Linked DNA regions of Homo sapiens: region 1 is linked to region 2. Evidence: chromatin loops called from intact Hi-C (ENCODE). Cell type or tissue: heart left ventricle. All regions are shown on one strand. Links, peaks and the distances in the headings refer to the core of each region. The heading gives the core; the rest is flanking DNA. Region 1 has its middle 16 kb from the start of LINC00445. Region 2 overlaps NBEA (neurobeachin).

The links. Hi-C counts contacts between places; a loop is a spot of excess contacts. Peaks named below come from ENCODE experiments on the same cell type or tissue, not always from the same donor. Only the 100,000 strongest peaks of a DNase experiment are listed, where the experiment ranks them.
Region 1: it touches region 2 in a loop (2.0-fold over the local background); 34 of 110 quality-filtered maps call a loop at or near these places.

Annotation. Positions count from the first base shown.
Region 1 is chr13:35,708,394-35,719,940 of GRCh38, forward strand. No RefSeq gene overlaps it. Among named protein-coding and RNA genes, the nearest start is that of LINC00445, 16 kb to the left of the region's middle. RefSeq lists an enhancer at 4,408-5,123. In heart left ventricle, for the core only: no CTCF peak of the experiment used is centred there; DNase peaks (open chromatin) are centred at 6,368 and 8,503; H3K27ac peaks cover 443 bases.
Region 2 is chr13:35,624,639-35,636,185 of GRCh38, forward strand. NBEA (neurobeachin) reads left to right here. Exons shown (of 59, transcript NM_001385012.1): 49 at 3,443-3,610. Among named protein-coding and RNA genes, the nearest start is that of LINC00445, 67 kb to the right of the region's middle. RefSeq lists a silencer at 6,176-6,225. In heart left ventricle, for the core only: CTCF peaks have their summits at 6,211 (motif pointing right) and 6,415; no DNase peak of the experiment used is centred there.

The DNA of each region.
Region 1 (11,547 bases), core at 2,026-10,025, 84 kb after region 2:
TTGACCCTTAGAGCATTCCCCAGTAAACTTCCTGTATGCAAGCTGCATCTTGGAGTCTGATTCTTTCTACAGTTCTTAGACTTAGTGCATAAAAATGCAAGGTGCCCAGTTAAATTTGAATTTCAGATAAACAATGAATAACTTTGTGGTATGAGTATGCTCCAAATACTACACAAGACAGTATACTAAAAATTATGTCCTGTTTTTGGGAAATTTAAATTTAACTGGGCATCTCACATTTTATCTGGCAACCCTACTTCTTAGGGAGCCCAAGCTGGGTCATGAAATGATCCTTCATGGCCCTCATAGTCTGTGGAAGAGGAGCCCTGTGGTTTCTATGGCAGTGAAAGAGCACAAAGGTTATCAGAGGCACGAGCACCAGGGACACTTCAAGATCAATGGAACATCCCATCTGGAGAATGGGTTGAGGACCAGTATTACTGATGGGGCTGAATTATTCTCAGTGGTGGAGGTGAAACTGAAGAGCTCTCCAAGGAGAAAGCTCCCACACTGCCCATGTGAAGGCAACCACCTCTGGTGAGGCTGCCAGGAGAGCAGAGCATGAGCACCGAGGGGCCAAATCATGGCCCCACCATGACAGTCATGAGGGTAGACTGCCTGCTTCCTGCCCAGGAGTTGGGGAGCCCACTCTTACTGAAGAGGGGACTCAAAGCCAAATCGCACCCACTCCTTTGCTCAAAGCAGTTATAGCCCTTTTCAGTGGTAAGGACTGAGCTTTCAGTGCTGAAATAAATCTGTTTTAGTAACCAAGAATGATGAATAATTATACAGTCAAGTCAAAATGGTGTGATGAAGGGACCTTAGTTGGCCTTTAGTAAGAAAAATGTTTCAACATGGCATTATAAAGGGACGGTTATTGGAAGGAATAAAACCACTTTATGCTTATGTCCAATGAGTTATGCTCTCAATAAATAAGTTACTATTGTTATTATCATGTCAAAGGGCTTTTAGGCCTGAGAAACTAAGTTTTCTAATATCCTAAGCAAATATGCCTGCTAGTAACGCTTACCAGAGATAAAGGAGAAAAGATCATAACTTGGAAAAGACCTCGGTCCTTACTCCTTGGCCAGGCCACCCCCTCTTCCTGCCCTCTCAGCCTGTTCCCACTGCACTAGCACTGGGAGTCGGGGAGGGGAGTGGCTTTTGGACCAAAAATGTACTCAGGTCTTCCTAAAGAGCTTGCCTCACCCTGTTACTTCTTCAAATTCTTCTCACCCACAGCCAGCTCTGCAAGCCACTGCCAGCGTGGCTCTCTTGGGGACATTGGTGACCTGGTTGGTTCATGCCCTTTGTACTGGTTCGACTCTTCCTTGACCACTTGGCAGTGCCTGAAGCAGCTGCCTGCCCACTTCTTCTGAAGCTCCTCCTGCCTCTCCCAATACCCACTTTCTCTGTTGATTATCTACCTCCTCTTTCCACCTTGGGTAAGGTACTTATTCCCCAGAATGCCATTCTCAGTTTCCTTTCATTATTTGTGTTTTTCTGTGTGATACTTTATTTTTAATACACTTTTTGCATATCAGCTTTATTTCAATGTAACTTACCTACCATAAAATTCATTTTTTTAAAGTGTTTGATTCAGCAGCTTTTAATAAAGTCACACAGCTGTGCAACTACTGTGGCTGTGGGTGTGAGTGACTGGGTTTGCTGGAGCCAGGGTGGGTGCAGGAAGTGAAGGGGGCATCCCAGGTCACCTGAGGGGGCAGCCCCGCCTCCATGACCTTGGCTGAGATCGGCCAAAATAGTGTGCAGTGTATGTGAAGACAGATTCTGCCCTCAGCCCTCAGGTGGCATCATAGCGCTTGTGTGCAAGTAACACTTACTTTACTTAACAATGGTCCCAGAGCTCAAGAATACTGTGCCTAATTTATAAATTCAACTTTATCGTAAATATGTATGTATAGGAAAAAAACATAGTAATACAGGATTAGGTACTATCCATGGTTCCAGGCTTCACTGGGTGTCTTGAAATGTATCCCCTCTGGATAAAAGGGGACTACTATATGTTTTACTTCTCTTTTGAGGTTTTTTTTTTTTTTTTTTTTTTTTGAGACAGGGTCTTGCTCTGTCATCCAGTCTGGAGTGCAGTGGTGCAATCTCAGCTCACTGCAACCTCCACCTCCCAGATTCAATCGACTCTCCTGCCACAGCCTCCTGAGTAGGTGGGACCACAGGTGCGCCCTACCATGCCCAGCTAATTTTTGTATGTTTAGTAGAGACAGGGTTTCACCATGTTACCCAAGCTGGTCTCAAACTCCTGCCCTCAAATGATCTGTCTGCCTTGGCCTCCCAGAGTGCTGGGATTACAGGCCTGAGCCCCTATACCCAGCCTGTTTTGAATTTTGAATCTGTGGGTGGTGATGAGCTAGCTGAAATTCAAGAGTTCCAGTCTAATGAGAGAAGAGAACAGATGCGTAGGACAACTAGCAGACTCTACTACCATAGTAATTCAAAGGCAAAACTCTGTCTCTTGCTGTACCAGTCAGGGTCCAGTCAGGCAAACAGAATCAGTAGGACACATACTCTCAAACCCACGCATCCCTAGGAATTGATCGTGAGGAACTGTCTGGCTAAGAACATCAGAAATCTTTAGGGCAGGCTTCAAGAAGGCAAGATCAGAAGCAGGCAGGGCTCCACAGACACAAGCAGAAGCTCATGTCTGGAGAAGGCTGAAGCTGCCTTTAAAGGCTTTGCAAGTTATGCCCATCCAGGGTAGTGTCCATAACTTAACACCAGCTGATCAGGGGCTTCAAGCACACCTGTGAAGTTCCTTCACAGCAGCATCTGTATGAGTGTTTGAGTAACCAGGAAGAAGGGTGTGTGTACTACACGGGGCTACTGCTTCTTTTCCGTCCTCACAGTCTCCTAAAAGTATGTCTTTTATGGCCCACCCTGTCTGAAAACATACAGGAGAGGGAATTCTAAGAAATGCAGTTCAGTACAGTAGTGTGTCACAAAGCCATCACACCTGTGGTCCCAAATCGAGAAGTCCCATAAAAGTCCCTAGTTGGCCCAACTCAAGTCATATGACCAGCCCAAGTTCAACCACCGTTGCCAGGGGAAGGGGTAGAAAAATTGGGCTGAATCATGTGACCGTCTTGTGACTAGAAGGGGGAGGATACCATGATGAGTGGTCCCATAGCAGCACCTGATTGGGATGGGGAAGGAGGAGAACCCCAAAAGAATTGGGGATACTGAAAACCTAACACAACCTATATCATCATCTTGGATGCCCCATAGGACTGAGCACCATGCTTAGGGCTTAGAAGGCCTTCAGAAAGCACAGCTGGCAACTGAGGTAAGAACTCAAGTAAGACCTATGGATTATATTAGCTCGACCATTTGTCCACTCACTGACATTGGCTGGACCCGGCCAAGACCCCAAGAGAAGAGCAGTCCTGGAGGTTCCCACTGACACTTTAGTTCCTGCACATCAGGAATGGCTTCTCAGCAGCCAGTACCTTTTCCAATGTTCAGAAACAGTTGTTACTTGCCAAGACACGTTACATATCTCCACCACAGACTGCTGCTCGTTCACACTCAGTTTCCTCTGGAAATCTCTGGCAAACACCATCTGGCTGCAGCGGGGGACTGAGCCCTGGTCTTTTGTTGCTCCACGGCCTCCTACTCAGGGGATTTCACCCCTCCTCATGGCCCCCAAGGAGAAGGCCCTCCAGGTCTGTGGGCCCCATTTCGCAAAGGTGGCCAGTGTGTGCCCCGAGTTCCAGTGGCATCATCCCCTTGGTGAATCTGGGTCGGGGAAATGGTGCTTAACTGTTAACCCATCAAGGTTTCATGATCCTTTTCATCTGTGCAGTTCCAGCAGGGAGAGGAGCTGTCACTGTGTATTAGCCTGGTCTCATCCTCCACGATGTTGTCAACTCCCTGGCAGGAGAAGCGATGTTGCATCCTGCCTGTACGTTTCCTCCATGCCTAGGACGGTAGTTTGATTTTAAAGGGCGCCAGGTAAATGTTTGCTGATGAATATTAAACGAAGGAGGAGATGATTTTCCAGCCATCATGGGAGGAGGTCAGGAGGGGCTGGACTCCACTTCCCTTCAATCAGAGTCAATAACTGACCTAAAGTTCTAGCCTGCAATGCGCGGTACTCATGCAAGGTGGGTTGGTGGTGCTAGTGGCATGACTTCTCCCGTTGGATGTTCTTTGCAAGCCCCCTGTCCTTTTCTTTTGATGTACTTACTGGAGGAGTTTGTAATTACTTATAACACAGGCCTTTCATTCTACCTCTCTCTCCTCCTGAACTATAAATTCTGTAGGAATCGGGACAGGGCCTCCTCACCTGGCCCACAGCAGGCACTCAGTAAAGAAGTGATGAATGAATGAACACATTCTTCATGTCATCTGGTGAGCATATTTAATTAAAAATATCAGTGCTTTCTAGGAAGACAAATGAGCTCTGCCACAATCTTTTTCATTTGAAATTCTAGTGCTGATTCTGACTTTAAACTGGTGGTGTTTATTGAGTACTTGCTATGTGCCAGGCATTGTTCTACACTTTTCACTTGTATACTTAAAAAAAAAAAAATCCTCCTGGCTGCATTTGGAGTACACAGTAAAGAACAAAACACCCTCACAGCATCCCTGCTGGAATGCTCACTTTACAGCTGAGGAAACAGAAGCGCAATGAGCTCAAGTACTTGCCCGAGGCCATGCCGCTGGTAAGAGGTGGAAACACCTAAGAATGAAACTGATCTGCCCCTTCCTTTGTGTCTAGACCAACGATGCAATAAAGTAAGTCTACCAACTCACAGCAAGGCCATGGGTAGAGGTCTTGAAAGGCACCATGGAGCCCAGAGCTGAGCTGACTCTTCAAACTCATCACTCTGATATTTCACTTCCTGTATGAACCACCCAGCAACATTCCTAAACTCCCCCTTTCTTAAAAAAAAAAAAGTTCTACATATACTTGCCAAATGACCCAGCAATCCCACTAATGGGTGTTTACCCCCAAATAAATGAAAACATATGTCCTCACAAAGTTCACAGCAGCTTTATTCTTAACAGCTAAAAACTGGAAACAATCTAAACATCCATCTACTGGTGAAAGGATATTCAAATTGCAGCACGCCCATATAAGGAAATACGACTCAACAGCAAAAAGAAATCAGCTGCTGATACGTGCAGCAATGTGGATGAGCCTCAAAGGCGTCCCCTGTGTGAAACAAGCCAGACACAAGAGACTCTATAAGTATGTGCTTCCATTTATATGATATTCTGGGAAAGGTAAACTACAGGGCCAGAAAACAGATCGACGGTTGCCAGGGGCTGGAGGTTGCAGGGTGGAAGGTTCGTTGCAAAGGGTCACAGGAAGCTTTTTTTCTTCCTTGGGACAGGATCTTGTTATGTTTCCCAGGCTGGTCTTGAACTCCTGGCCTCAAGCGATCCTCTCCCTTCGGCCTCCCAAAATGATAGGATTACGGGCATGAGCCATGGCTCCTGGTCAAGGAAACTTTTTTACGGGGTGGAGAGAAGGGGCTGAAAATTTGATTGCAGTGGTGGCACTATATTTGTTGCCAAATTGTACACTAAAAAGGATGAATTTTATTATATGTAAGTTAGACATCAGTAAACCTGATTCTTGTTAAAAGTAATTTTTAAAATCTTTTATTCCAATGTATAAAATTGGTTCTTCTATTCCTTTCCTTATAAATCCAAGCAATAGTTTCATTCTTTAAAAATGCATAATGTGAAAATAGCATTAGGAAAGCTGCCTTGAAATATGGATACTAAATGCATCCCACTGGGCAACTTCAGCAAACCGCTGGGTCTTCCACCACAGTTAAAATAGCTCCTGCTGTCCCCGGGGCAGGAGTGGCTTAAGAAAGCATTTAATCCAGGAGTGCGTGTCTGGAGCTTTGTGTTAATCAGATTCCATATGACTGAATGACCTTTGTTTTCCCTCTGGTGGAATCGTGAACATTTGGGAAAACCGGTTTGCTTTTAGTGAGTGTTGCAGGGTGCAAATGAAACTGTATTCAACCTAGGATTCGACTGGGAGAAAAACAGGAGAAAGGCCACAGGATTGGTGCAAGGACAGCAGGTCAGTGTCAGGGGCTAGGTGACTGGGGAGAAAGCTTGCTGTCCCCTCTGAGTGTCCTCCCCCAAACCTCAGCGTCCCCCCTTGGGAACCCATACCATGGCCCCGGGCAACAGAGGCAGCAACACAAATAAATAGAAGAACTGTTTCATTAAAACCTCCTCCAGACAAGGCCAGCTCTGGATGCAGTCTTCTGTGACCTCTGGGCGAGAGGAGGTGGTGTGTTAAAGACAGGATTACCCCTGAGGCCAGTCTCTGCAGCGGGACAGGGACAGGGCAGCCAAAGGTCAGCCAGGGCAGCTTCCAGCTGGAGGGGGATGGCAGGCCTCAGCAGCACCAGCAGCTTCCCAGGGAGAGGAAGCAGCTGCAGCTGGCGCAGGCAGGAGCCTGGTGCGTACCCGGAGGTAGCAAGCTCACTCAAACCCCTGGGCCATATGATGAGCTGGGGGGAAGCTGAGGCAGCCTGGGATTCCTGCAAAGTGGGTAGGTCCAGAGTCACACAAAAAACTGCTTTCTTACTGTGATATGTATCCCTCCAGCTGGTGTGTGGCTGGGGATGGCACAGACCACAGGCACAACTTTTAAGCAACTGGATTCTGTGCTGCAAAACATGTGCAGCCACGTGACACCTCCCATCCTCCAAAATTCCTACCTGCATTACATACAAATCTCTTTAAAGATTTCTGTGTATGTCTTTCTGCCTCGGCATGCATTTCCCGGGAGCTCTGGTGCATAGCAACTGAATTAGCATCCAGGCCTGCTTAATTAATAAAATGAACCCTGCGTACATCTGCAATCCTTCCAAACAATTTCAGCATTTCTCTCATTTCTACATGGAATTCAGCCTGTTAGCACAAAAAACCATGGTGCACCAAATGCTTGTTTTATCCTTTGAGAGAAAAATTCTTTAAAATACAGGTTGTTTCGGCTGAGACCTTTCAGGAGTTTCTTCTTCTGAACTGTGCTCACTCTGCCTGGTATCTGGGAAACCCCAGGCCTAGCACAAAATAGAGGCCTAATATTTGCTGAATAAACTGTGACCTTGGGTCTGTTGCTTAATCTCTCCCCGAGCCTTAATTTTGCCATCTTTAAATAAAGAGAATAATACCACTCCTGTAGGACTGAAGTGAAGATAGACACAATATATGTAAAACATGCAATACATTGTAACTGTGAAGACATTTAGCACTTTACATGTCAAAAACCACTGAAAAGGAATAGAGACCTGCCTGTTCATCCCAGACCTGCCACCAAATTGTTGGTTGACCTTCAGAACATCCCCAATCTTTCTATCTTGTTGTAGAGACACTGACACCGGTGACTTCAGGATTTTTCTCTAACATTACATGAGATTATCCAGGTTGAAAAGTAGGAATTGTTATTCAATTTCTATAGCTCTGGGATCAGTGTGCTTCCTCCATAGTTAAACTTTTCTTGCTCTGGGAACTGACCCTTTTTAGCTATCAAATTGATCCATGTTTTTGTAAGAGCTCACCTTGGTCCATCTATACATTTCATCTCCACCTGAGTCCAGCGCCAGCACGCCAAGCCCTGCCGGGGTCTCACAGCCCCCCTGAGAAACACAAACATGCCCATGTTCATAAATAAACACTGTTGTCCTTCTTGTTTTTTTTTTTTTCCTAGGAATTGCTACACACGAGTTCCCTTTTCTGCACCTCAGTCTGTGGAGGCAGGGCTGTATTTATTTATTTATTTTGCTCGTCCATTCTCCTTGAAGGCTATTTCCCTCTCGTCATCTTTTGGAGCTGTCACCCTTTGTAGATCATTCTTATTAAGCATTAACTTGGTGAATGGATGAGCATCACTTGGGAACAGCTCTGGGATATTACAAAACATAAAGCAGTCAGTGCAAACATCTGCAAAATTTGGCAATCCACTGTGGTTTCAATGAGCTAGGGGCCAAGTCCTTGACAGGCCTTGAGGTCCTTAGAGAACACTGCACAGGAAAGATTTATTTGCGGAAAGGGTGAGAAATGTCACTTTGCACTTCAGGTATGAGGTGGAGGTGGTCAGCGTTTGCAAGCATGAGTCACTGTCTAATCTTAGCCTTCATGGGTGTTGGCTAAGCTGCCCTCACCCCATTCCAACAAGTCCTTGTAATGGCTTTGAAAGAAGCTTAAAATCCAGGATCACTTCTGGAAGGAGATTTGAGGAGCAGGTGCCATCTCTGGGCCGGGCTCCCTAAATCTCTGGGTTCCAGAGCTTGTCCTCCCACCACCTGGGTGCTAACAGGAGCTTGCATCCCACTCTGCACAATCGAGTGTCTCTGAGGCCAACCAACGCTCTGGGCCCCAGCTTCGGCACCCCTTCTGAGGCGACTGGCCAGCTTGGGCTGTCGAAGGTGGGAGGCCCTGACGTACACCACCAGCCCGCTTCCCCAGCCAGCAGCCACCGAGGCCTCCTGTGCCCACTGACGAGCAGTGACATTTCAGCGAGTGAGCCGGCTGAGCCTCCTCCTGGAGTCCCCAGCAGTGCCACGGACACTCGCCTGTTTACAGAGCATGACTTTGCTTCTTGCTGCCTCACATCCTCGTTCAGCGCAGGGAGAGCAAGCAGGCCCCTTTCCCAGCAATTCCTGGATTCTCCACAGAAACTCCACAGTGATGCTGCTTGGGTTTCATGAAGGGGATGCTGGTATTTGGACCTTTCTTCTTTCCCTGGGCTTTTAAGGCAATGTCTCATGCTTCTAAGATCATTTTCCTCTGAAGGTTGGACCTTGAGATATTGGATCCCCATTTATGATCATGGATAAAACATTCCCTCCAGTTTCGGAGTATGTACTTCAGAGCTGAGGAATGTTTTCTGTACTTTATAAAATCCCATATGCGTTGAATAGCTAATATTTAGCCATCACTACAGGGCCACATGGTGACTTTCCCGGGATCTAGGCAATTTTGCTTTCATGGGCTCCTTCCTCTGTTCATTAAATAAATACATATTTGTATTTGTAAGGGGTGCCAGTGCAATTTTTTTACATGGATATATTGCCATAGTAGTGAAGTCTGGACTCGGTACATCTATCACATCAGTACATTGTACCCATTCAATAGATATTGTTTTTATGACTGTGTTGATATAAGACAAATATAATTCATGGTGGGTTTATTATTATTATTGTATTATATTCATCATTTTCTTCTGATTTTAATGGAAAATAAAAAACACTTTTTGTTTTGTTTTTGTTTCTTTTGAGACGGAGTCTTGCTCTGTCGCACAGGCTGGAGTGCAGTGGTGCAATCTCGGCTCACTGCAAGCTCTGCCTCCTGGGTTGAAGAGATTCTCCTGCTTCAGCCTCCCGAGTAGCTGGGACTACAGGCATGTGCCACCACACCTGGTTAATTTTTGTATGTAAAATAGAAAACACTTTTGGGGGCCCTAAAATTGTCGTGGGTCCTGGGCACTTTTTCCACTGAGTCTGTGGGGTGAGTCAGCCCCTCGTAGAGGCTGCCCGTATTCTTGGATTTGGTCTTGCAGCCTCACCAGGAGCCCAGAGGTTCTCAGTACCTGCACTGCAGCACCAAGCTGGTTGCAGTTTTCTATTCCAATTAGCAATGTCCCATGGCTTGGGTTCGTGTCTGGTTTATCTTTGAATCCCATCCTCACTTCTATACCTTCTGTAGATATTCAACAAAAGTTTATGGAATTAAACTGAAGTTCTAAGATAAAATTTCACAGCCACATCCCAGGAAGGTTTGGGGAGTCAGCTAATGACACTAACTAGGGACCACACGCACACAGTGCCGTGAGATCATCCAGAAGACAAATGATGGTGCTGGTTCCTTCACAACCACGTGGTGGAGACACACCAGGGGAAAAGCCTTCTGCTTAGGCCACGGATCTGGAGCCATCAGCCTTTCCTTGACCCCCAACTGCAAGTTCCTCCATCTTTGTTTTTCGTTTTTTGCTTGTGAATTAAGGTGATAATAATAACAGCAACCTTGTTAAAAAGAGGATGGATGTGAAGATATTAGGACACCACATGGGACACAGGGAATATTCAAGATGTTCGTTCACTATTTTCAGTAGTATAATCTTGTCCTGTATCCGTGTTGAATTATCACCTACATCTTAATGGCTATATTTCCAGAAATTTCTGCAATCAGCTAATATAGTGTGTGTTCAAAATCGAACTCCTTTTCTTATATTGAAACACATAAGGTGTGTCCTTTTCGCCCATGCTGTAAGCTGTTTGAGGACTGAGGCTTTGCCTCTTGTTTTTGTTCTCTCAGAGCCTAGTAAATTCCATTTATGGGGGCAGGTGTGACACAGATACACCGTGAGGCTCCCAAGGGACTGTAGCCTGAAGGATGTTACGTGGTGGATTTAACCACAGAAGTGAAGTGGTGTTTGGGCTTGTGGCTGATGGGTTTAGCTCAAAATTCTATGGATAGAGGCTTTCCCACCAAGCTATAGCATATCTACCCCTTTGCTGCCTCAGGGACTTGCCGTAAAGAGAGACAGGCGCAGGCTGGGGCAGCGGATGTAAATCTGGAAGCATACTTTCTGCAGCACCTATTGGAGCCACACACAAACTGTTCTATGAGCAAACTTGGAACTTCTGCAGAAATAAAAACTATGGACATCTTGATATGGTAGAATAACATTTTTGAGATTTTATTGGAAATAGTATTAACCGGTTTTGAAAATCTCTCCTGGTAAATCTTCCTTCTTTTCTCTCACCTGCTCTGCTTTGCCTCAGGGTGAGACAGCGCAGTTGTGAAAATCTAGAAGGCAGAGGGGAGCTGCCTCTACCTTGGCTTCCCGAAGCCTCGACCCACTAAGCTATCGTCAGGTGCCTCCAAGGCAAACCAGAAAGTACAGGAAGTTTCTCTCAGGGAAAAACCTCAAGAATGGAAAAGAACTTCCTCCACTGGTGTCTAGAAAAAACATGCTCCTCAAGACTGGGAATTAAATCCCAGGGAAGCTGGCTGAGGGGGATCCTGAACATTTTCCTGGACAGAGTCCTGAGAAGTCAAGACCCCAGAGAGGGTTTGCAGGTGGTGCTGAGCCTCATGGGAGCAGCAGAAAGAACGTCACCTCTGCATCTCAGCGCAGGGCAAAGAGAGCCTCATGCCTGTGGACAGGCTCAGCAGATGCCCCGGGGGGGGCCTCCATGGACACAGGACTCAGGGACCACATTTCCTCCAACCTCCTTGCCACAACACTAGTCAAGTTCCTGCAGTTACAACATCACCCTGGGAAAAATGGGGATTGGAATCCCTGGTTAAATGGAAAATGTGTGTCTTTCACTCAGGTAGAGTAGCACCTTGAAACAGAAATTAACTTACAGAAAAAAATGGGAAAAGTCCTATTTCTAACACTATGGAATTTGTGGTTGACACTCATTTTGGCCACAATAACGAAGACCCATGCCAAAGATGTGAGCCCCAGCAGAGACAAGCCTTCCGGATGGCCAATGGCCTGGGACCGGAAGAGGACATAGTATC
Region 2 (11,547 bases), core at 1,737-9,736:
ATGTAAGAAATAAGATAATTAAGATAAGGTAATAATAGAAATGAAAAATATAGAAAGCTGGACACACATACGTTGACATGATAGGTACATAGAAGAGAGAGCAAAAGAATATAAAGATAAAATAAATTAAGATAATAATAGAAATGAAAAATATAGAAAGCTGGGCACACACATATCTAGACATGATAAATACATAGGAGAGAGAGCAAAAGAAAAGGAGGAAGGAGACTGGGCTTCTATGTAGATTATGATATTATCTGTAAATAACGGCAGCTTTATGTCTTCGTTTCAAATATATATTTACACAGTAAAGATAATACCATACATCTCTGAGAAAAGGAATTTTTGTTTAATAGATGGTATTGGAAAAACTCACTCACTTTATAAACAAAAATAAGACTGGACCCATATCTAATATCATATATGAATGAAAGTAGATGTAGATTAATTAAAGATCAAAATATGAAAAGTAAAACCATAAATATAAAGCTAAATGATACAAATATATTTATCTCTATAATTCAAGACAAAACCTCAAAGCATAAACATTTTTAAAACATGATTTGATGATCTCAAAATTAAGAAAATATATCCAACAAAGAACATGGATAAAGTTAATAGATATATGACATTTGGGAGAATGCATTTGCAGTGTTTCAAACCAACAAGGAACTCTTATCTAAAATATATAAATCAGGCCAGGTGCAGTTGCTCACATTTGTAATTCCAGCACTTTGGGAGGCCGAGGCAGGCGGATCACGTGAGCTCAGGAGTTTGAGACCAGCCTGGGCAACATGGCGAAACCCTGTCCCTGCAATACAAAAATACAAAAATTAGCCAGGCACGGTGGCGCATGTCTGTAGTCCCACCCAGCTACTCGGGAGGCTGAGATGGAAGGATCACTGGAGCCCAGGAGACGGAGGTTGTAGTGAGCTGAGATCGCAACACTGCACTCCACCCTGGGCCATAGAGTGAGATCCTGTCTAAAAAATAATAATAATAAAATTAAATATATAAATCAACAATATAAAGACAAGAACCTCCAGTGTTTAAATGGGTAAGGGATATGAACAGGAAATTTACAGAAGAGGAAACCCAAAAGACCAACAAGCATATTAAAAAGATGTCAAATCTGTTAGTAATTTGAGGAATACAAATTAAAACAATGAGATATTATTTTGTATCTCTTATACTGGCCAAAATTAGAAACCTGGATAATACTAACAGTTGATGGAGATAAGGACGTATAGAAACTGTCATGCATTGCTAGAGAGTGGGCACGGATGACTCACATTAAGTATGCACTCCCAGTTCTACTCCAGATTATAAATCCCAAAGAAATTCTCAGAAAGATCCAAAAGGGGCATTTATCACAGGCTTGTGTCATGGGGATTAGAGGTAGCCTGGTGTTTGTTACCAGGGGAGTTTTGTGCAGCCATGAGAAGCAATGGGCTAGTCACACAGTGACACAGGTAGATTTTTAAAATAATACTAAGTGAGAAAAGTAAGGAACAAAATGAAATTTTTAACCCTATATATTTTTATAGTTCAAAAGTATATCCACAAAAGAATGAGTAATATTTTATAAGGGCACATGCAAACAAAAGGAGAAACATTAAATACATTATAGTTATTGCCCATGGTGGTGGAAGGAAATGAAAATAGGAGATGGAGATAAAAGAGAAAAAACACATTTTAAAAGCTCAAATTATTGAAAAGTCATCATTCCCACTACCACTCATGATTCCATTAGGTATTTTATTCAATAATGGTTTTACTCTAATAGAGATAATAGTAAATTTCATCAAACCTTTCTTTAGTGGTATCTATAAGATATATTTGTAATGAATGCGCTTAGCTGATCATGTTGGTAAAATCTTCCTTTAAATTATTTATCTGATTCCATAACTAAATTGAATTCCTGTGAATAGACTTGAGCAGTAGTTACTCAATAATGAACCTCTATTTACTCATTTTTTAAATCCCTTCATTTATTGCATCAGACACTGAAAATATTACTAAATAATTAGACTGACATTTTTTCTTAATTGAATAGTTATAGAGAATTGACAAAATCATTTATACAAATTGACCAAACTAATATAGACATAATACAGAATTTTAACCATCTCTTCTTTCAGACTCATTTCCTGTGTTCTACTCTGAACTGTTATTTCAAGATCGATGAGATAGACAATATAGAAATTCTGTTTGCCTTTAGTATGGAAACTGTTCTTTCATAAAATGTCATTGTTTACATTGCTGAATGAGAAACATCCACACTAATTGGTGTAGATGAAATACAAAAAATTTTGAAAGGAATAAATCAGGAAAGGGATTGAAGGGAATAAATTACTAGTTAAATGTGATCACAGGAAAAGTTGAAAAGTATTATTTATAATATTTTATATACTTAAAAAATGAAAAGCAGTTTTTGGCAATCTTAATTCAAGAAATCATTTATTCATTAAGTGAATTCCAAATTGGTTTCAACACCATGGAAATCACAGAGAATGACTTTGTTCACATATTTAGTGACCGCCGTAATTTAGAAAATTGTCTTACATGGCTCTGCAATAGCTGAAATTTACAAAGCTAGATGTACAGCTCTTTTCCATGTTGTTGAAATCAGTGTCCTCTTTAAATCACTAGGAAGTTGATGATAAATGACTGCAGTAAGTGAGAGGCGTAGTGAGCCATGCACCATCACTACTTATTTCACGGACCTGAGCAAGACTCCCTACCTACCTGTCAAGACACCTCTAGGAAGCTTCTGATGGCTTCTTAGGAAATAAAAAGGCCTTTTTTTTTTCTTTTTTCTGTTTATGGAAACTTAGTATGGGCCTTGACTCTCAGTAATTTATATTTCTTTCCCATTAGCTAGCAAACATCCAAAATTGCCCAGTGATTCCCAAACTGTGTAATAGCTGAGTTAATTCATAGTGGAAGAAAGATATTCCCTTCTAGTCATCTCAGAGGTAAGCTGGAGGACTTCAGGCAGGAAAATAAATGTATATCAGAGTTTCTCATAAAATTGCTTAATTTCAAACTAATATTTAAAAATGAGAAATGAAACTGTAACATGGTATTAAAAAAGGTAATTTAAATTATTTTTCTTTTAAACATGAGTGTGTTTTAATAAGAAATTTATTTATGTTAAATCATATTATGTACCTAATGGAGCCAAGAGAAAGTTTAGCATTTTAGAAAGGGAAAATTTTCATTTAGGTCTCTGTACTTTCATTTAGGTGTCTGTAAAATACTACTGAGGTAGTATTTTTCCATTTCTAGGAACTGAAGATCTGATACATATAAATCAAGTACAGAAATTTAAAGAGCATATTCTCCTTTTTATATATATTTCAAAGTAAAAAAAAAATAAAAGGATATGAAGGTGTACTAAGTTTTGATGGTCTCTCATTTCTTTCTTGACTCATTTCAGGCCCTAGAAAGTGAATTTGTTTCTTGCCAACTTCATCAGTGGATCGACCTTATATTTGGCTATAAGCAGCGAGGACCAGAAGCAGTTCGTGCTCTGAATGTTTTTCACTACTTGACTTATGAAGGCTCTGTGAACCTGGATAGTATCACTGATCCTGTGCTCAGGGAGGTAGGTGTTAAATCCCATATTATTCCAAAAATTTCTGTCATCTCTCAAACACAAATTTGACATTTCATCTCTTTCTGTATAATTTTGTTTTCAACATAACTTCTTACAAAACAGATTTCAGGTTCTTGACATATGTGGAAAAATTGAAAAGTCCCAAAACAAGTAATGCAACCAGTATGTGGTTCCTTTTTAAATTTCAGACACTTTAAATATACTTCTATATCTGTATATTTGTTTTTCTTACTTCAAAATTTACATTAAAATATGTAATGCTTTACGTATTTTAGTAATAAGTGAAACCTAGCTGAATATTTAAATAGGAATATTCCACATTAACATAATCTGCCACTGTGGCTATTCTTAAAAATAACAGCACAAGTGCTAGGATTACAGGTTCAGTGGCTCTTGCCTGTAATTCCAGCACTTTGGGAGGCCAAGGTGAGTGAATGGCTTGAGCCCAGGAGTTCGAGACCAGCCTGGCCAATATGCTGAAACCCCATCTCTACAAAAAATACAAAAATTAGCAGGGTGTGGTGGCGCAGCTGTGTGGTCCCAGCTACTGTGGGGGCTGAGGTGAGAAGATCACTTGAACCCAGGAGGCAGAGGTTGCCATGAGCCAAGATTGCACCACTGCACTCCAGCCTGGGTGACAGAGCGAGACCCTATCTCAAAAAAATAATAAATATAAATAAAAGGAATATTTCTACCTTTTAGACAGAATACTCAAAAACATGCATGAATGAAATAGATGCAGTTATGCTATTTTATTCTTATGTGTTTTCAATCTGAAATGTTTATAGCTAACAGTTGGGAATTATGTGCTGTAGTATGTATATAGTATTTTTAGTGAAAATATTCATATAAAATATTACTTAAATCATTTCTACATTGCACAAAATGATTTCAGATAAGTGGAAAGAGTGAAGATGCAACAGCTGCTACATAAGTGTTGCTTCAAGGAAGTGATATCCCAGTCTTCCATTCTACCAGATATCTGCCATCTGTCGTATGCAAAACAAGTAATCATTTCTGCATCTCCAGCCAGTGGAATGCTTTTCTTATTTTTTATTTTAAAGGTGGAAAACTTGGAGATGGGCGCAATGAAGCTCTACAGAAAAATTTGCATTCATAAGTTTATTTCTTATATACCTCTATAAAATTAAAATGACTCCATTTGTATGGTTCAAGCAAAGAAGAGGAAAAGGAAGGGAAGAGCCTCATAATCATTGATCCTTGGACCCTTAGGGCAAAATATTCTGAGAACACGTTGCAAGCGTATTATTAGGGGCAATATTGTACCATATTGTGTGCACACAAGATAAAATTATTGCCTGAAGCCAAGAGAAAAACATAGAGACAGAATGAATGAATGAGAGAGAAGGCAGGTGTTATGAAATGGCTGGTGAAATAAGGAATTTTCTCTACAAATCATTACACTCACCCAACTGAGTATCCCCAGTTGTGTATAAATTGTAATCAGATTATTTGGTAGGAGATAATTCTGAGCTTAATTAGTCTCAACTGTACACCCTTGCTTATTACATGCCTGTTTTATTAAATACTTTATAAACTATTCTTTTAAGGCTAATACCTTTTAGAATCAGAAAAAAAGAAAACAGTTGTAATAGTTCATCCTTATATTCTAAGATCAACTGAATTGTCTTTTGACTTCTAAATGTCATAGGCATTTTTGCTTTTGGATATTTTGTTATACATTTTTACCCATTATAATAAAGTCCTGTTCTTATAAAGAAAGTTGCAAGTTAATCCTGTTGGGCAAAACAAATTAAATACATTAAACACAAAATAAAATAAATTAAATAAATTAAATACAAAATAAAATACATTAAGCATCTTATATGTGATGAAAGTGCAAGGCAGCATTAAAATTGACAGAAAAATAGCAGGTTTGTCCAATTTAAATGAGGGTTTAAAAAGAGATAACTGAAAGAATTTGAAAATGAAATTAAAATGGAAATTTTCTTTACATGGATACAGTGTTCATTATTTGAATCTTATCAAAATACCTGTTTCTACAAAATAACATCATTGCTTTGGACAGTGAAAGAATTGTGTATAAGGCTTTGTTAATGTAGAACTTCTTAATGAAACATTACATAGAAATGTAAAATTTAAAATGTAAAAATTAAAAATTAAAAATTGTCTTCTGTTGAATGGGAATGATTCAAGCATATGTTGGCATATTATATAGATGGTCTGAACAATATCTTGTATTACAGCTTCATGACCTTCTAGTGATGCAGACTCTCTGCTACTAGGGTGCCTCAGCTCAGGACTCTGTCTCCTTTCAGCATGCTCATTCGAAGCACATAATTGCCAGACACTCAGGTTTCATTAGAGAGACCCAGAGTCATACTGTGAAATGTTATGTTCTTTCTCCCCAGACCCCTTGCCCACTTCCTCAACCCTATAATTCTGTGTCAGTTCTTAGAACACGATACATGTGAAGGAGCGCATACCTGGAATACTCTTACTTCCCTTCCCCCAGCCCCCAGAGGCCTGAGCACACATCAGCAGAGAGGTTTACCATGACCCTGTGGACCTGTGTGGACTCAAGATTGCTTAGGAAGAGCCTCTATCTCCTTGTGACCACTAGGGGGCCATTTAGTACAGTGTAGACATAACAGATTAAATGATTTCAAGGAATGCTAGTTAATTTCCCCTTTCCCACTTCCCACCATTCCCCCCTCTAACATATTCCCATTGCTGTTAATGCCAGTTAGCCAAGTAGAAGCTAACAGATTCCCACAAAGACAGTTCTGCACTAACATTTAAGAATGTGAGGAATAGTGTCCTCCAAAGGACGAGAGCCCACCTGAATCCTGTGAGCTGGGTAAGTGAGGCCGAGTCATTCAATCTCACTTTACCTCAGTTGCTCTCTCTGTAAATACATCTATTGTTATAAGAAAGAACCCAGATAAAATGGAGTGAAGTACAGCATATTCATTATTTAGTGGTCATTTATGCACCCTTACCTATATACAACCCCTATGAGTAGACCATGTGGGAGGCACAATACCTTTTTTTAAAACATTCTTGTTGAGTTCCTGGAGGTCTTGTACTGCTGTGTTGCGACTTGAGAGAGTTGATTCCCACCTAAGTGGTTGGACACAGACTCTTGGAAAAAGCAGAGTTTAAGATATTAACCCTTTTATTGAGCTCAATACATTTATTTTATTTGATAATGTTTATCTTAGTATTTTTAAAATACAAAGATTGTACATTTCATATAGATAAAACCAAAGGAAGGCTAATTATGGCTACACTAAACTCCATCTAGCCTAAGATGGATTTTTTCATGCTTAAATTAAACACTAATTTAAAAAGAGAAATATTTAATATATGAATATCTATATATGTCTCCTTTGTAAAAAAAAAAAAAAAAAAAAAAATTCTACTACTTGCCTATAACTTTGAGTTTTGAAGTTAGTGCTAAAGTTTGAGAAATGGCTTAAGGTTATTGATTCATTCTTTCTTGACAGGTGAAATCATGAAGCAGCACTAACCACAGCAATTATGGCATTAAAATGTCAAGAAATTAGAGGTCAGAATAACAGATAATTTTCTTCTCTATGTCAGATTGAAAATTGACATTCTTTGACAGTTTAGGAACTCTGGCTGAGAAAATTATGACAGCTTAACTTATTTTATACTTGTAAAGCAGTAATTGATAATAAACTTTATCATGACAGCCTCTGGGCAGAAACATGACAGTACAGTTCTGGTACAAAGCTCTTCTTAATATGTAAACACTAGATCTGTTGGATAGTAGATATTATTTAAATTGTCTAAAGTCTTGGCTTACATCGTAATCTTCTATGCACTTTTTTTCATAGATGAGCTGTACTATTTGAGCAGTTTTTCAAGCATTATAAAGAATATTTTTTCTTATCGGTTTTTATATATTAATAAAAAGTATATGATCTGATTTATATTTTTACTTACTAAATGATGACCAAGAAACTTCATCCTATGACCTGCTTAGGAAAGAGAATATTCTGGTTGGTAATCATTTAGTCCCATGGTTTTCTAACACCTTGATGCTCAAATGTGGCCCATAACCCAGCAGAATCAGCATCACCTGGGAACTTGCTAGAACTTCAGCCTCTCAGCCTTCCCCAACCTACTAAATACATGTAATGAGATCCCTAGGCAACTTGTTTGAGACATTAACTTTTAAGAAGCACTGCTCTACTAAAGGTGTGTTAGAATCATTTGGAAAGCTTTTTTTTTTTCCCCTACAAAAGTACAGAGAATGGTATAATGAACCTCCATGTACCTATCACCCAATTTCAAAAATTTAAAACCATTTCATCAAAACCTCACCCCTCCCCTTGTATTTTTTTTCTTTCTTTCAGAGACAGTCTCACTCTGTCACCAAGGCTGAAGTGCAGCGGCTTACTGCACCCCACCTCCCAGGTTCAAGCAATTCTCCCACCTCAGCCTCCCAAGTAACTGAGATTATAGACACCCACAACCGCACCTGGCTAATTTTTGTATTTTTAGTAGAGACAGGGTTTCACCATGTTGGCCAGGATGGTCTTGAACTCCTGACCTCAGGTGATCTGCCTGCCTCAGCCTACAAAAGTGCTGGGATTACAGGCATGAGCCACTGTGCACGGCCCCCCTGTACTATTTTTAATACACATGTCATACCCATCTAACTCCCCATCCACTCTATCCTCCCCATCACATGGGCATCTCAGAATATCCAGGGAAAGGCTTCAATGAAGCAAGTCTTATTTTGAAAAAAAAAAAAAAAAATTATCTGGGAATTTCACACACATTCCCAATTAAAAACCATTAATCTAGCTAACACTCTCATTAAATAATTTTTTGTTTGTTTGTTTTGAGACAGAGTCTCGCTCTGTCGCCCAGGCTGAAGTGCAGTGGCGCAATCTGGGCTCACTGCAAGCTCTGCCTCCCGGGTTCACGCCATTCTCCTGCCTCAGCCTCCCAAGTAGCTGGGACTACAGGCGCCTGCTGCCACGCCCGGCTAATTTTTTGTATTTTTAGTAGAGATGGGGTTTCACCATGTTAGCCAGGATGGTCTCAATTTCCTGATCTTGTGATCCGCCCACCTCGGCCTTCCAAAGTGCTGGGATTACAGGCGTGAGCCACCGCGCCCGGCCTAAATAATTTTTTCAGCTGGGCGTGATAGCTCACGCCTGTAATCCCCACACTTTGGGAGACCGAGGCGGGTGGATCACTAGGTCAGGAGTTCAAGACCTGTCTGCCTCAGAGTATGATTATATTGTATGCCATAGGCAACAAAAATGGATAGAAAGATGGGAATGATATTATAAGTTGTATCACAGCTCAACCATTAGTATTTGAGTGACATTAAGTCAGTCACTTGAATTTTATGTACCTGTATTTTCTCACCTAAAAAATTGATGACAGAGATGATACCTAATTCATGGGAGAAAAATATGTGAAAATACTTAAACTATAAAGCACTACACAGGCATTATTACCTAAAGGCATAATTAAATGAAGTTATCTTAGAAGAACTTTTGTTTTAATAATTTCATTATATATGACACCAAAACTATCAATTTAATTTTAAAAAATCTGTTAGCAACAGAGAAAATAAGTTAATTTGTTTTTAATATTATTTAGTAAAAAGAAGCAGTTGTGGCTTTTAAATTTATTTTCAATACTGTCTCCAAAATTTTATAAAGATGGCCTAATTGCAGCCCACTTATTGCCTGTAACATTCTTTCTTGATCTAAATTAGTATTAGCATTTATATCCTTTATTATCCTTTATATTTTTAAAAGTTTTACATTAGGCCAGGCGCTGTGGCTCATGCCTGTAATCCCAGCACTTTGGAAAGCCGAGGCAGGCAGATCACGAGGTCAGGAGATTGAGACTATCCTGGCTAACACGGTGAAACCCCATCTCTACTAAAAATACAAAAAATAGCTGGGCGTGGTGGCGGGCACCTGTAGTCCCAGCTACTCGGGAGGCTGAGGCAGGAGAATGGTGTGAACCCGGGAGGCGCAGCTTGTAGTGAGCCAAGATCATACCACTGCACTCCAGCCTGGGCGACAGAGTGAGACTATCTGAAAAAAAAGTTTTACTTTAGTGTCATTAGTTTTGTATTCATATTATCAAATGAATTAGCAACACTATTACTGGCATTAAAGTTGTACTGGTTCAGCAAGAGAAAAAAATTGAGTCAGTATTTCAACAGAAGCTGTAAGCATATACCAGACAAGTTATTAACAAGATACTAAGTTCTGAACTTGTCATAATACTTGTCATCATTCTATAGTTGACGTTGCCAGACTGAAAATGATTTCAATGGCTTCTTTTTAACGGTGAGAGGTATGCACATAAGTCTATCATAAAAGGCTGTTTTGCTGGCAGCTATTAGAACATGTGAGCCATTGCAATATTTATTTATAGATATACACATTTATTTATGCTGGAAATATTAAAATATTAAGTAGTTTTTAATATTACCAACAGTCATAAAAATGTGGCATTTTTAGTCTAATTTTCTGTTAATATTTCTTGGCTTTCTTAGCTTATAGTTTCTTTTTCTATCTTTTTCTCAATCTGACAGGGATAACACTGCCTCCCTTTGGATCGGCTATGGTGAAAATATGCCCATAGGAAGTAGGCTAGATTACTTCAGTTTTTACTTTATTTTCTTGCTGAAATATTCCTTGCTACTACAGAGAATTGACATGATAGGGCTGTCAAGAACCAGAAGATAGATGTGTCTTTAACCAAAACAGCTGCAATGCTGGCTTTTCTGAGAAGATGAATTCATAAAATTTATAAGACAAAAAATTAACACACTTTTTCATCCTGATGATGTAAATGAAGGGTAATTTAAGGGCCCATAATGACAACATTGAGGACCTCTACAATCATTGTCTTCCTTGAATTCTTTCTATTATTCTTTATTCTTTCTATGAATCCTTTATTCCTCAGCCTTTCCTCCCCCCATTTCTGATTCTCTTTGATATGACAAGGAATATCAACACCACCTGCCCGATCTGCGTGAATGAGTTGTAGCACAAGGTTATCCATTTACAACTGCCATGATGCCTAATTGTCTTCATATGGGGGATATCCAGGGTTCTTCTCCTGGGCAGTTATTCTGAGAAGTGATTGCAACAAATGATCACAAAGTGGGTGATTAAGATTTCTTAAAACCATCTTAATTTCCCCCTATAATTACTGCATGTTTTACTGGGATGAAAATTTTAACAGATTCAAAAGCCAAATTAAAATGGAAAGAAAACCCCTACATTTTAATTAGTGGAGTGAAAATACGTATTTGGTGTTCTTTAAAGCTAAAGGATCATTTTGGGAACATGAAAAATACCATGATTCCTAAAACTAATAAGGATATAGGTTCAAATATATTTGTTATGTGTTTCTCACTGCAAAGGTTTTCATTGAGAGCCATAAGGCTTGCATTGCAAAGGTTTGATGAATAAGGTTTTAATATAGAAATTAGTATCAAGGAAATTAATGACACACATTTAATTTTGATTAGTGAATAAATCTTTAATTTAGGTCTATCTTACCTGCTCATAATTACTGCAGTACTTCACTAGGCCATGGTCATCAATCGTCCACTAGAAAAGCATAAATAATGCAGCTAGTCAAAGTTGGATGTATGTCATTTATGTGACTTGTGCTTCTTTCTTCGCTTTGTGTTATTTTTATTGTGTGGTGTTGAGAAGTGCTAATTATTGATTTTCAGAAATTAACAGCAAGTACTTTCACAAGCATCTAAAGCCATATTTTACTCAAGGGAAGAAGGGTGAAAATTGCAGCCTGCTGTTTATAATAGAAATAGCTGGAAGGGATTTCCTTATCTTCTATTAACATAGATTTCACTTCTATAACACAGTTGTTACCTCAGCATAAATTAACAATTATTCAAAACA